2 separate regions of the Homo sapiens genome follow, and region 2 is linked to region 1. The links are chromatin contacts, found by Hi-C or POLR2A ChIA-PET in ENCODE. All regions are on one chromosome and are shown on one strand. The core of a region is the stretch at or near the end of the contact, and the rest is flanking DNA. Distances in the headings are between cores, read along the strand shown. Region 1 holds the start of LINC02245 (long intergenic non-protein coding RNA 2245). Region 2 has its middle 7.6 kb from the start of LINC01816.

The links. A loop is a pair of places that touch in the nucleus more often than their neighbours do. ChIA-PET counts read pairs that join two places held with the same protein, here RNA polymerase II (POLR2A). Pooled maps may share reads with other maps.
Region 2: a pooled map shows a loop between it and region 1 (4-fold over the local background). The contact joins the enhancer-like site here to the promoter of LINC02245 in region 1. A Hi-C loop is called at or near these places in 2 of 50 pooled maps. POLR2A ChIA-PET finds 5 or more read pairs at or near these places in 2 of 52 experiments (GM12878 and OCI-LY7).

Annotation. Positions count from the first base shown.
Region 1 is chr2:64,928,825-64,934,597 of GRCh38, reverse strand. It overlaps LINC02245 (long intergenic non-protein coding RNA 2245), which reads left to right and starts at 2,151. Exons shown (of 3, transcript NR_036586.1): 1 at 2,151-2,253. RefSeq lists enhancers at 1,337-1,486, 1,527-1,596, 1,637-1,776.
Region 2 is chr2:70,129,982-70,135,906 of GRCh38, reverse strand. No RefSeq gene overlaps it. Among named protein-coding and RNA genes, the nearest start is that of LINC01816, 7.6 kb to the right of the region's middle. RefSeq lists enhancers at 1-39, 100-159, 2,063-2,372. Within about 2 kb of position 3,011, at least 33 of the 41 ENCODE cell types and tissues checked have a DNase peak (open chromatin) inside an H3K27ac peak, as active enhancers do; they include GM12878 and OCI-LY7, where a contact is called at or near this core.

The DNA.
Region 1 (5,773 bases), core at 902-3,401:
CCAGGTGGAGTACTAAAAACACTTGGTGGACTACACCAACAACCGCCACCGAGTTTGTAGACAGAATCATGTAGGACTTGTGGGTATTGAGCACCAGTTCAAGCCAAGGGCAAAATGAAGTCTCCATTTTTACACAGAAGAATCTAGGCCTGCAAATAAACAGGTCAGTGAACTATCCACTAGGAAACTCACTGGAATACAAGAACATTTATTCATTACTCTAGAAACACCAAGAGATGGTGCCCCATGCATGGACAAGCAGGGACCACCTTGGTTCCACCTTCCTGCGGAACAGTCGTCTATCAGCTTGCATGGTATTCTTTCCTTAATGTGACATCTTCATATGAAAAAGCCCTTGTTTTCAGCAGCAACCCAGTTAGGTCTCTTTGGTTATTTTTGCATTGTGTACCTCCCATCACACGTTAGGGTTGGACAAAGATCCAGGAAGCCAGGCTTGGAAGAGAGGCTGTCTGAGTCTTGACCTACCTGCTGCTGCCTGGAGAGGCAGGGCTCCCCTACAACATCCAGCCTGCTCTCCTGGTTGACCAGCACTCCCTGGGAAAGGTTAGTGGCATACACACAGCCCTGGGCAGCAAAGTAGAGACTGAATTGAAACAGATACTAACTAAAATAAGACCTGCCCATTATTGTATCGATCTGTGCTTTTCAGCTTTTTAAAAACAATTTCTTCTTCAGATCGACATACAAGTCTCAAAGGTCATCCCTGACCCAAGGTTCTGATACATGAAGAAGCATCTCTCTTGTCTGTGTGTCCCCACTTGCCATGAGTATTTTTTTTTTTTTTGAGATGGAGTCTTGCTCTGTCACCAGGCTGGAGTGCAGTGGTGCGATCTCGGCTCACTGCAATCTCTGCCTCTCAGGTTCAAGCGATTCCCCTGCCTCAGCCTCTCGAGTAGCTGGGACTATAGGCGTGTGCCACCACACCCAGCTAATTTTTGTATTTTTAGTAGAGTCAGGGTTTCACCATGTTGGCCAGGATGATCTCACTCTCTTGACCTCGTGATCCACCCATCTTGGCCTCCCAAAGGGCTGGGATTATAGGCATGAGCCACTGCAACCAGCCAAGAGTATTTTATTGAATTTTACTTTCTATACTTTTGTCAGAAAATAAAAATTTCCAAATATAAAATTGTTATTATTTATAATTATTAATTATATTAAAATTGAATCTTCCTTTTAAAAACACTCATGTTCCTGTGAACCAGCAAGTACATCACTCCCTTGGGCTAGAGCCCCCAGTTGAGACTCGATGAACTCCAGCAGAGACTCTGACGAAGGAGTGACACAGTGTGTTGGGTCAGAGAGAAATGTGAAGCCCAGCAAACATATGTTCAAATCCAGATGCCACCATTCGGTGAACATGCACCCCGAGCAACTTTCCAGGGCTTACTTTCTTTGTCTATAAAATGGGAACAACAGGTACAGTACCATCTAGTCCATGGGGGTCACCAGAAGAAACTAGAAGATGTAACACACAAGGAACATTTAGAAGCAAGCATGTAACAAACACTCAGCAAATGGCGACTACATTATAACTTGTCCAGCCAAATAGATATGACCAGTGGTAACACGGAACTGAGAATTTTCACAATGTACTATTTTTACATCTTAATTTCTTTGGGCTTCTCTGCTTCCTCTTTTTAAAAAAGCTTACCACCCACTTGTTATTCTGGAGGGGGATGAACATAGATAAAAAGAGAGTTTAAGAACTCTTCATGGAAAGATAGCCAAACCACTAAAATACTATTTCAACAGAGGAGGTCACAGAATGGTGGAATGGTAGATCTGTAGGACTAAAGGAGACCTCAGATTTGTCACTCTTATCTGACTCATGAAACTGAGACCCAGAGAGGTGAAAGGGTGTGCTCGGTCCGGTAGCTGTGTTGCAGACTATGTGAATGGCACCTCTTGGTGTCATGCAATGCATAACAACCACCTGTGCAGCCTCATGGCCCTGCACAACCTCCTGACCACAGCGATGGAATAAAGTGGTCCAGTCAGGGGCATTTTCAGCCTCTGGGGATGTTGATATAGTAACTCCTCCTCTTTTCCCATACCCTGAAAAAATGCAGCCCAAGAAGCTGCCGATGCTCTTACAGCTGTGAGGGGAGGGGCTGCCCGAGGAGAGAGGTAACCTAGAGTTGAGAGATGGAGGAAGAGATACAGAATCTGGATGGCTATGCTCTGATCCTGTAATCCGACTATGCCTGAATGTGGATCTACCTTCCAAAGGTAGGGTGCTTTTCGTTTGTTTGAGCCATCTGGTGTCAGATGTTCTGTCACTTACTACCTTGTTATAATTAATAGAGGAGCTCAAAGAGCTATAAATATCTAAGGAGGAAGAGTTCAGGTTGCAAAGCCTTCCTAGACAAGGTTGCTTCAAAGGAAGGTCTGAAAGGAAGAATGGGAGGCAGGCAGGCTGCAAAGGGAGAGAAAATTCAGGGAAGGAGAAGACCAGGAACAGAGGCCTGAGATATGAGAGCCTGGTACTATGGACTGGATGCTTGTGGCTCCCCCCTTCCCCCTAATCGACTTGTTGAAGCCCAGTCCCCATTGTGATGGCATTAGGTGGTGTGGCCTCTGGAAAGTAATTAGGCCATGAGGGTGAATCCCTCATGAATGGGATTAGTGTCTTCATGAAAAGACAGGAGAGAGCTTGCTTTCTATCCTCTCTGCCATGTGAGGACACAACGAGAGAATGGTCATCTGCAAACGAGGAAGAGGTCCCTTACCAGAGCCGACCATGCTGGCGCCCTGATCTGACTTCCCGGCCTCTAGAACAGTGAGAAATAAATCTCTGTTGTCTAAGCCACCCAGTATATAGTCATTTATAACAGCACAGAGTGACTGAGACACCTGGGGTGGGGGTGTTTGGGGAATCATATTTAATTAAGCCTATTTGGTTAGAGTGTTGGATATCCAAAGCAGGTAACGGGGGTTAGGATTAAAGATGTAGGTTCCTACCAGTCTGTGAGTTTGTTCTTTTGTATTTTGGATAATAATTCAGCAAGAGAGGAGGGATGAGAATGAAAGGAGAGAACTGGTTGCGAGACTATTGGTAATTTTTGAAGTATGAGAGTCCATGGCTTCTAAGGTGACCAACTGTTCTGATTTGCCCGGGACTGAGGAATTTCCCAGGATGTGGGACTTTCAGTGCTAAAACTGAACAGTTCCATGCAAATGGGGATGATTGAACACCCTGAAACATCACCCAAACCATAAAGGAAGATATTGATAGATTTCATTCCATAAAAAATAACATGTGAATGAAAAAACAGAAAATAGTCTGAATGCATCTAAACTGTTTTTCTCTAGAAAAAAATTAAAATAAATGACTATCTCTTTGGGACTCAAGCCATTTAGTGACATTGCCCTTCATTTCCTGATTGCCAGTATCCAACCTCCTTGTGCCTGAACCCCATCAGTACTAGGAGCCCTGTCGCCTATGAATTCCCAAGTTCCTACATCTCACTTTAGCCAAAATCATCCATGTTTGCAGCACTCTCTTGCCTGTCATGGCCCTCCAACCTCCTGGAGCCCTCTGACTCCTCCATTGTTGCTCTTTCTTTCTTCTGTCTTCCTTCTCTAGCTAGTCAAGATCACCTAATCAGTCACTTCAAATAACTTGGTCGATATCATACCCTGTGGTCCTCTGCACTTGGCAAAATTCTGGACTCCAGATCAATTCCACGATCTATTCACCTTCTGCACAAAGGATGTGGAAAAACCGCAGATGAATTCTCAACTGCAGACCAATGCTTCTTTATATTCTTCTCTCCCACTTCCCACACAACTTTGAGCCCCTGCTCTACCACTGAACTAGCTGTGTGATTTGGGGCAAGTTGCTTCATCTCTCTGGGTCACTGTTTTCTCACCCAAAAAGTGAGATGTTGTAAGGAATAACTGAGTTAGTACGCATAAAATGCTAAGCACAGGCAATGGCATGTAATAAGCACCTCATAAATGCTGGCTTTTACTGATGCTAGGATTTTGAATGCACACTTAGAGGGGTTAAGTCAGTGTGTCAGGAAGTAGCAGGTCATAGCATTGTGATGTTTGGCAAATAAATGACACAGGACACTAAACTGTGCAAAATTTTACTTTTGCAAAGATTTAATTCCACATTTCACCAAAGATGATGCTTTGGTCATCAGTCAATGATGAAGGCATCATTGACTAATGATCCCTTATGATCATTAGTCATAAGGGAAATGCAAATTAAAACCACAATATACCACTATGCATATGTTACAATGTCTAAAGTTTAAAAGACTGATCATCCCAAATTTTGGCAAGAATGTGAAGAAACTAGAACTCTCATACCCTGCTAGTGGGAATGGAAAACATTTGAAAGAACAGTTTACTGTTTCTTTTTCATTTTTTGGCACTTTCTTAATATGCTAGATAAACATCTACCGTAAGATCCAACTATTCCACTCCTAGGTATTTACCCAAAAGACGAGAAAGCGTAGGTCCACACAAAGATTTGTACACAAATGCTCACAGCAGCATTATCTATAATGGCCCCAAAACTGGAAACAAGCCAACTGTCCCTTAACAGGGACATGGATGGGTAAACAAATTGCATTGTATTCATACAGTGGACATAGTCCTCAATAACAAAAAGGAATGAAGTATTGATACAACACAACATGGATGAATCACAAAATTACATTGAGTGAATGAAGCCAGTAAAAATAGGACATATGGCTTAATTTCATTTATATAAAATTCTAGAAAATGGAAACTCATTTATGGTGACAGTAGGCAGTTCAGTTATTGCCTGGGAAATGAGGAGGGGAAGGTGAAAAAGGGCAGGAGTGAGAAATTACAAATGGGCTTGAGAAAATTTTCTGGGGTGATAGATACGTTATCTTGATTGTGGTGATGGTTTCACTGGTGTATAAATATGTCAAAACATGTTGAATTGCATACTTCAAATATATGTAGTTTGTTGTATGCCAGTTGTACTTCAAGAAAGCTATTACAAAATGACTTTTGCAGATTAAGAGTCTCAGCTCTTAGAGATGTCAGCTGCAAAAAGGGAACCCAGTTGACTTGGATAGGAAATGCATGTCACCATATTGCTTAGACACCACCAAACTAGTGAAATAGCTTAAAGGGATCTGATATGAATAAATGTATAATTACTGTTTGGAAGATATTTGTTGTAGTTTATTATTTTATAGTTGCATCCAGAATAAGAAACCATGAAGACACATATAAATATTTTCCAGTGCTAAAATATTTGCCTCTTGAGCAGGGTTGAGTGGATTATTAAGAATTCCAAACAATAATTACACATTAGTTTAAATATAAGCCTAGGACTAAAAAGAAATATATCTCAAAAAGATAATAAAATGAAACAAGCAAATGTTCACAATGGCAATTAGCACCAATTTAGTAAAAGAGAAGGACAGTCCATATTCCTTAAAGGGAAGCCAATTCCTGAGGCTTTCTCCCCACATTCATCAAGGCTGCTGAAGAGGGCATTTCCCAAAGAACAGCAGCCTCCAATGAGTGCCTGGCCATGTGAGAGAAATTATAAGTAGATGGCTGCTAGGACGTTGTTTTTCCCAAAGGGGAAATTGTGCCAAACCCAAGTGGGAGAAGGCAGCCAAGAAGAAGAGAGCAGGCTCACCACAATGTAAAGCAGCAAAAAAGGAAAAGTGCCCAGGTCACAGTGACTCTCTCACTGTCAGACTAATAACTGTCATTTCTTGCTGCTGTCAGTAAGACTTTTCTCCAGCAG
Region 2 (5,925 bases), core at 1,762-4,261, 5.2 Mb before region 1:
ACCTAGCTCTCCACGGCACTATTTTTTGAACCAAGAGTTTCAGAGCTATAAAGTTTATCATGCCAGAGATGAAATCGGAACACACAAAAAATTGGCATTCTGAAGACATTTTGATGGTTTATGAGAATCATGGGATAGAATAGCAGAAGGAAATAAAAGTTTGTGGTTGAGGGCAGGATGCGGTGGCTCACGCCTGTAATCCCAGCACTTTGGGAGGCCGAGGTGGGTGGATCACGAGGTCAGGAGACTGAGACCATCCTGGCTAACGTGGTGAAACCCCATCTCTACTAAAAATACAAAAAAATTAGCCGGGTGTGGTGGCGGGCAACTATAGTCCCAGCTGCTCGGGAGGCTGAGGCAGGAGGATGGTGTGAACCTGGCAGGCGGAGCTTGCAGTGAGCCGAGACTGCGCCACTGCTCTCCAGCCTGGGGGACAGCATGAGACTCTGTCTCAAAAAAAAAAAAAAAAAAAGTTTGTGATTGAGGAGTAAAGATTGAATATGGGATAGTAGGAATACTAGTGTTAACAGATAGTATCCATTGTAACCTGGCTAAGAGAGACAGCAGGCTCCCAAGAATTTGCAGTGGCCAGGCACAGTGGCCCACACCTGTTATTCCAGCACTTTGGAAGGCCAAAGCTGGAGGATTGGTTGAGCCTAGGAGTTCGAGAATAGCCTGGGTAACATAGTAAGACCTTGTCTCTACAAAAAATACAAAAATTAGCTGGGCATGGTGGCGCACGCCAGTAGTACCAGTTACTCGGAATAACAGTACCTGTTATTCCAACACTTTGGAAGGCCAAAGCTGGAGGATTGGTTGAGCCTAGGAGTTCAAGACTAGCCTGAGTAACATAAGACCCTGTCTGTACAAAACATACAAAAATTAACTGGGCATGGTGGCACACGCCAGTAGTACCAGTTACTTGGGAGGCTGAGGAGGGAGGATTGCTTGAGCCCAGGAGGTTGAGACTGCAGTGAGCCGTGATTGCACCACTGCACTCCAGCCTGAGTGACAGAGCAAGACCCTGTCTCAAAAAAAAAAAAAAAAAAAAAAAAATCCGGATGTGGTGGCTCATTTCTGTAATCCCAGCACTTTGGGAGGCGAGGCAGGCAGATCATTTGAGGTTAGGAGTTCGAGACGAGGCTGACCAACATGGTAAAACCCCATGTCTACTAAAAATATTTTAAAAATTAGCCAGGCGTGGTGGCTAATGCCTGTAGTCCCAGCTGCTCAGGAGGCTGAGGCAGATGAATTGCTTGAACCCAGGAGGCGGAAGTTGCAGTGAGCCTAGATCGCACTACTGCATTCCAGCCTGGGCAACCGAGAGACTCCGTCTAAAAAAAAAAAGTGCTCTATAGATGTCTATTGAATGAGTGAATGAATGCATTGATGAATGGATGGGTGGTCTCTCTGATCCTGAGCTTGCCATGACAAGCCTGGAGAACAGACATCTAGCCTATACCCTCCTTTTAATGGATTCCCCTTCATTGTAGGGTTCCCCCAAGGAGACAGCTACTGTTCAAAGTGTAGCCTTATACTGTTCTGCTGAGCTGATCTGCTTACACCTTACACTGTTCAATGGCAGATGGTGAGGCGTGCAGGGCCTATGGGCACTGGGGAATTCAAAGGCAATCTTCAGTCACCAACAAAATAGGGCCTACTACTTACGCGGTAATGCTTGTATACTGAGTTTGTCATGTCCTTATGACAAATTTGGACCAAGGTTGTTGGTCTGAGACAAGACCCAGTCTGCCCAGAAACTGCATGGGGCCTTCCCCAGCCCAGATTCCTTCAGTCATTTCATGCCCCCATGTTCCTGTGATCCTCTTTGCCTGGAAGAAAAACTACCCGTCATCAATGGGAATGGGTGATTTTCTACTTGCTTTTGAGCTCTATTTCATAAGCTGACAGTTTTCTGAGATTCCCAAGGACATAATGAAGCAGTTTCCCATCTGCGGGTTATCTTAATATTTTTAAGTGACAGACCTGTGTTTCAAGCCAGGATGTCCTGACAGGAAACCTGAGTAATATATTGCTCTTTCTTCCTGCTGGTGTGTTTTGGGTGGATGTGTGGGAGCCACAAATGTGTGGTAGCTTCTTGCTGCTTCCAACAGTCTGTGGTGTTCATTATCTTCTGGTTGGGGTTTTCCTTTGAGAATAAGCCAGCAAAGAATGAATGTCGAGGTATGGTTCCTGGTGATGCTGTGCGTGTGTAATGGGGAGTGAGCATGCTGCCTCCACGGAGTCCTCTGCTCCGTGTGCCCAGTGAATTGAACAACGCTCAAGGGAAGACATGTTCTGGCCCAGCATTCTCTGGGGAGTATATGGTATGGTTCTAGACACCTGAATCTCTGCCAAGCTCAGTGTCTCTCAAAATGACTTGCTTTTAGACTCACATTTGATTTTGTAAAATCTTTCACCGAACACACCTGGCAGACATCTCAAATTTCCTGCACATTAGCCAAGGAATTCTAGCTAATGAAAGCTGAAAGCTATGACACTGTTATGACAAAATTAACACCCTGAAAGGCTAATTAATCTTATATGGATTACATTACCTAGAGTTTGAGCTTTGGCCATTATCTTTGCAGTATAAAAGCTATTTCCCCAAAACCTTAAAAAAGAGAGAAAAGAAAGCCATTCCCATAAATCATATTTCCGACACATAGCTCACCATGAAAATGTCCACAACACAGTGATATAACTGATACCTTGCAAATGGCTTTTTAAAAACAAAACAAATTAGGCCAGGCACTAATGACCTGGCTTGATGACCTGAAGGTATCCTAACATGGCTGTTAGAGATTTGAGGGCAGGGGCTGAGTCTCGGTGTTTGTTTCTGTCCCTAGCACAGGGCCTCAGACAGTGATGGATACATATTAGGTGTCGATTAACAGTCACTGAATTACTGAATGGAAATTTACTGGTGCTGACTGCACCACTAGACTCCACACACAAATAGACCTGCCCCGTGGGATTCTTCACAAGAGCAAATATTTTATGAGAGCTGTTACTCCGAGTTGATTGGATGGGCAAAGTGAAACCACAGAATTGGGCTTTAAAACCAAGTGGATTTACTCTGCTAAATTTTACAACTAGGATCTTCTGCTCTGGGTGGAGAGTTGGACAAAATAACTTCGAATTTGAGGTTTGTAGGTTCTATGAAAATACAGGCTTTTTGTTTTGTTTTGTTTTGTGTTTTAAAGACAGATGAACCCAGCAGGCAAGCTGGCAGGAAGTCTGACTGCAGTACTTGCCTGAGAGGATGACACAGGCCAAATGAGAAAAGGAAAACAACAAGGCAGCCAGAGCTAGTAAAGCACTTTGCAAAGTAGCTGCAGAGCTTTCCAGGATTTTCTGGAAAAAGGAAGAAAAGGAGAGTAAAGGGCAGGAAGAGGATTGGTTAACAACTGGATTCAGAAATGCCGATGAGTGGATTTGCCTATCGGTTTTGTTTTTCTAAGTCAGGGATAAGGAAAGAGGGTACACTTGGCCTGGCGCTGCCTGCTGGCAGGGCTTCCTTCCCCAGGCTGTGCTGAAGCCATCCTTAGAGCTGCCAGGGTGTCCTGAGGCCTGCTGCCCTGTGCAACTCACTGGAAAAGAGGACAGACTGCCCTCCAAAGATGTCTAAGGCACATGGTACAGTGGAAGGAAGGGACAGCAGTTTTGTTTAATTTCATGTTGCTTAAAAAAATGTTTATATGCATTTGCTTTTTTGAACAGATAATTTATTTATATGTTTAAAACTAAAAAAAATGAAAAGATGTACATCTCTTCTGTCCCTGTCCCCCAAATGCCCACTTTCCCCCACCCTAAATAGATAACCCTGTTATAAGGTTTTTGTTTATCCTTCTAACGTTGTTTTTCTACACATACAAGCTAAAACAAATCTATACCCTTCCTTACTCCATTTTAACATATTTAGTGCCAGTCTGTACACGTTCTACACGTTTGTTGGGTTTTTCCCCCGCTTTAACACCCTATCTTGGTGACATTTCCTTATCGGTATATGAGAGTATCCTCATTTTTATCTATCTTTGCGGCTGTAGAGTATTACATTGTATGGACTACTATAATTTAACTGGTTCCCATCAAGGGGTGTTTAGATTGTTTCCAGTCTTTTGGCATTACAAATAAAAGCATGGACTTTAGAGACATGTGCTTTCAAACCCCAGTCCCGATGCCTACTAGGTGATTGACAATGGGTCTTAATTGCCTCCTCTGTAAAGAGGAATTTTTTGTTTGTTTGTTTGTTTGAGACAGAGTTTTGCTCTTGTTGCCCAGGATGGAGTTCAGTGGCGCGATCTCAGCTCACTGCAACCCCCGCCTCCTGGGTTCAAGCAATTCTCCAGCCTCAGTCTCCCAAGTGGCTGGGATTACAGGCATGTGCCACCATGCCCGGCTAATTTTGTATTTTTACTAGAGACGGGGTTTCGCCATGTTGGTCAGGCTGGTCTCGAACTGCTGACCTCAGATGATCCACCCGCCTCGGCCTCCCAAAGTGTTGGGATTACAGGCATGAGCCACTGCACCCGGCCAGGAATTATTTTATGTTTATTTCACCTGTCCCTTAACATTGCTGTGAAAGACTCATATAATATACAAAGAACTTGAGAAATCCTAGGTGCTCAGTGGAAACAATATACCTTGCAATGAAGCATATTCAAATTTATTCTTGAAAAAAAGAATACTGATCAGGACCCCTGGCTCATGCCTGTAATCCCCACGCTTTGGGAGGCCAAGGTCTCAAGAAGGACTGCTTGAGACCAGGAATTCAAGACCAGACTGAGCAACAGAACAAGACCCTACCTCTTCAAAAGTAAAAATAAAAAAATTAGCCAGACATGGTGGCACATGCCTATAATCCCAGCTACTTGGGAGGCTGAAGCAGGAGGATCTCTTGAGCCCACTACTGCACTCCAGCCTGGGTGAAAGAGCAAGACCCTGACTCTAAAAAAAAAATGTGTTTGATTATTTTTTGAGACAGTCTTGCTCTGTCACCCAGGCTGGAGTGCAGTGATGCAATCTCGGCTCTCTGCAACCTCCGCCCTCCAGGTTCAAGTGATTCTCCTGCCTCAGCCTCCCGAGTAGCTGGGATTACAAGTGTGCAACACCACGACTGGCTAATTTTTGTATTTTTAGTAGAGACAGGGTTTTGCCAGGAGTTGGAGGTTGCAGTGAGCCGAGATCACGCCACTGCACTCCAGCCTGGGCAACAGAGCAAGACTCCTTCTCAAAAAAAAAAAAAAAATGTGGCCACTGAAAAATTGTTAACATGATTCACTTTATATTGCTATTGACAGCATCTTCTATGCACTTTCCTACATAATCATCCTTCGCTTGGGTGAAGACAGTCCGTGTGATTGCCTGAGTCTTCTCTTCTCCAGTTATATCACACTGCTTGCGCCTTTTATTTTTTATTTTTTTTCAGACGGAGTCTCGCTCTGTTGCCAGGCTGGAGTGCAGTGGCGCAGTCTCGGCTCACTGCAACCTCCGCCTCCCAGGTTCAAGCAATTCTTCTGCCTCAGTCTCCCGAGTAGCTGGTACTACAGGCACGCACCACTATGCCCAGCTGATTTTTGTATTTTTAGTAGAGACGGGGTTTCACCATGTTAGCCAGGATGGTCTCAATCTCTTGACCTTGTGATCCGCCCGCCTCGGCCTCCCAAAGTGCTGGGATTACAGGCGTGAGCCACCACGCCCAGCCTGCTTGCTCCTTTCAAATCTGTTGATATACTGAAACCTCCTGAACTGAGATCATCCCGAGACCTCACTGTCTTGAACATGCTCAGTTCCCTCCACTCTTCCTTACAGATCATTTCTCATAGAACCAAATTTTGTCATCCTTGTTGTCCACATCTCAATATTCTCCAGGTTATGGCTATCTCTATCCCTCCTGCCCTCCAAAATGAGACCACACGCTTG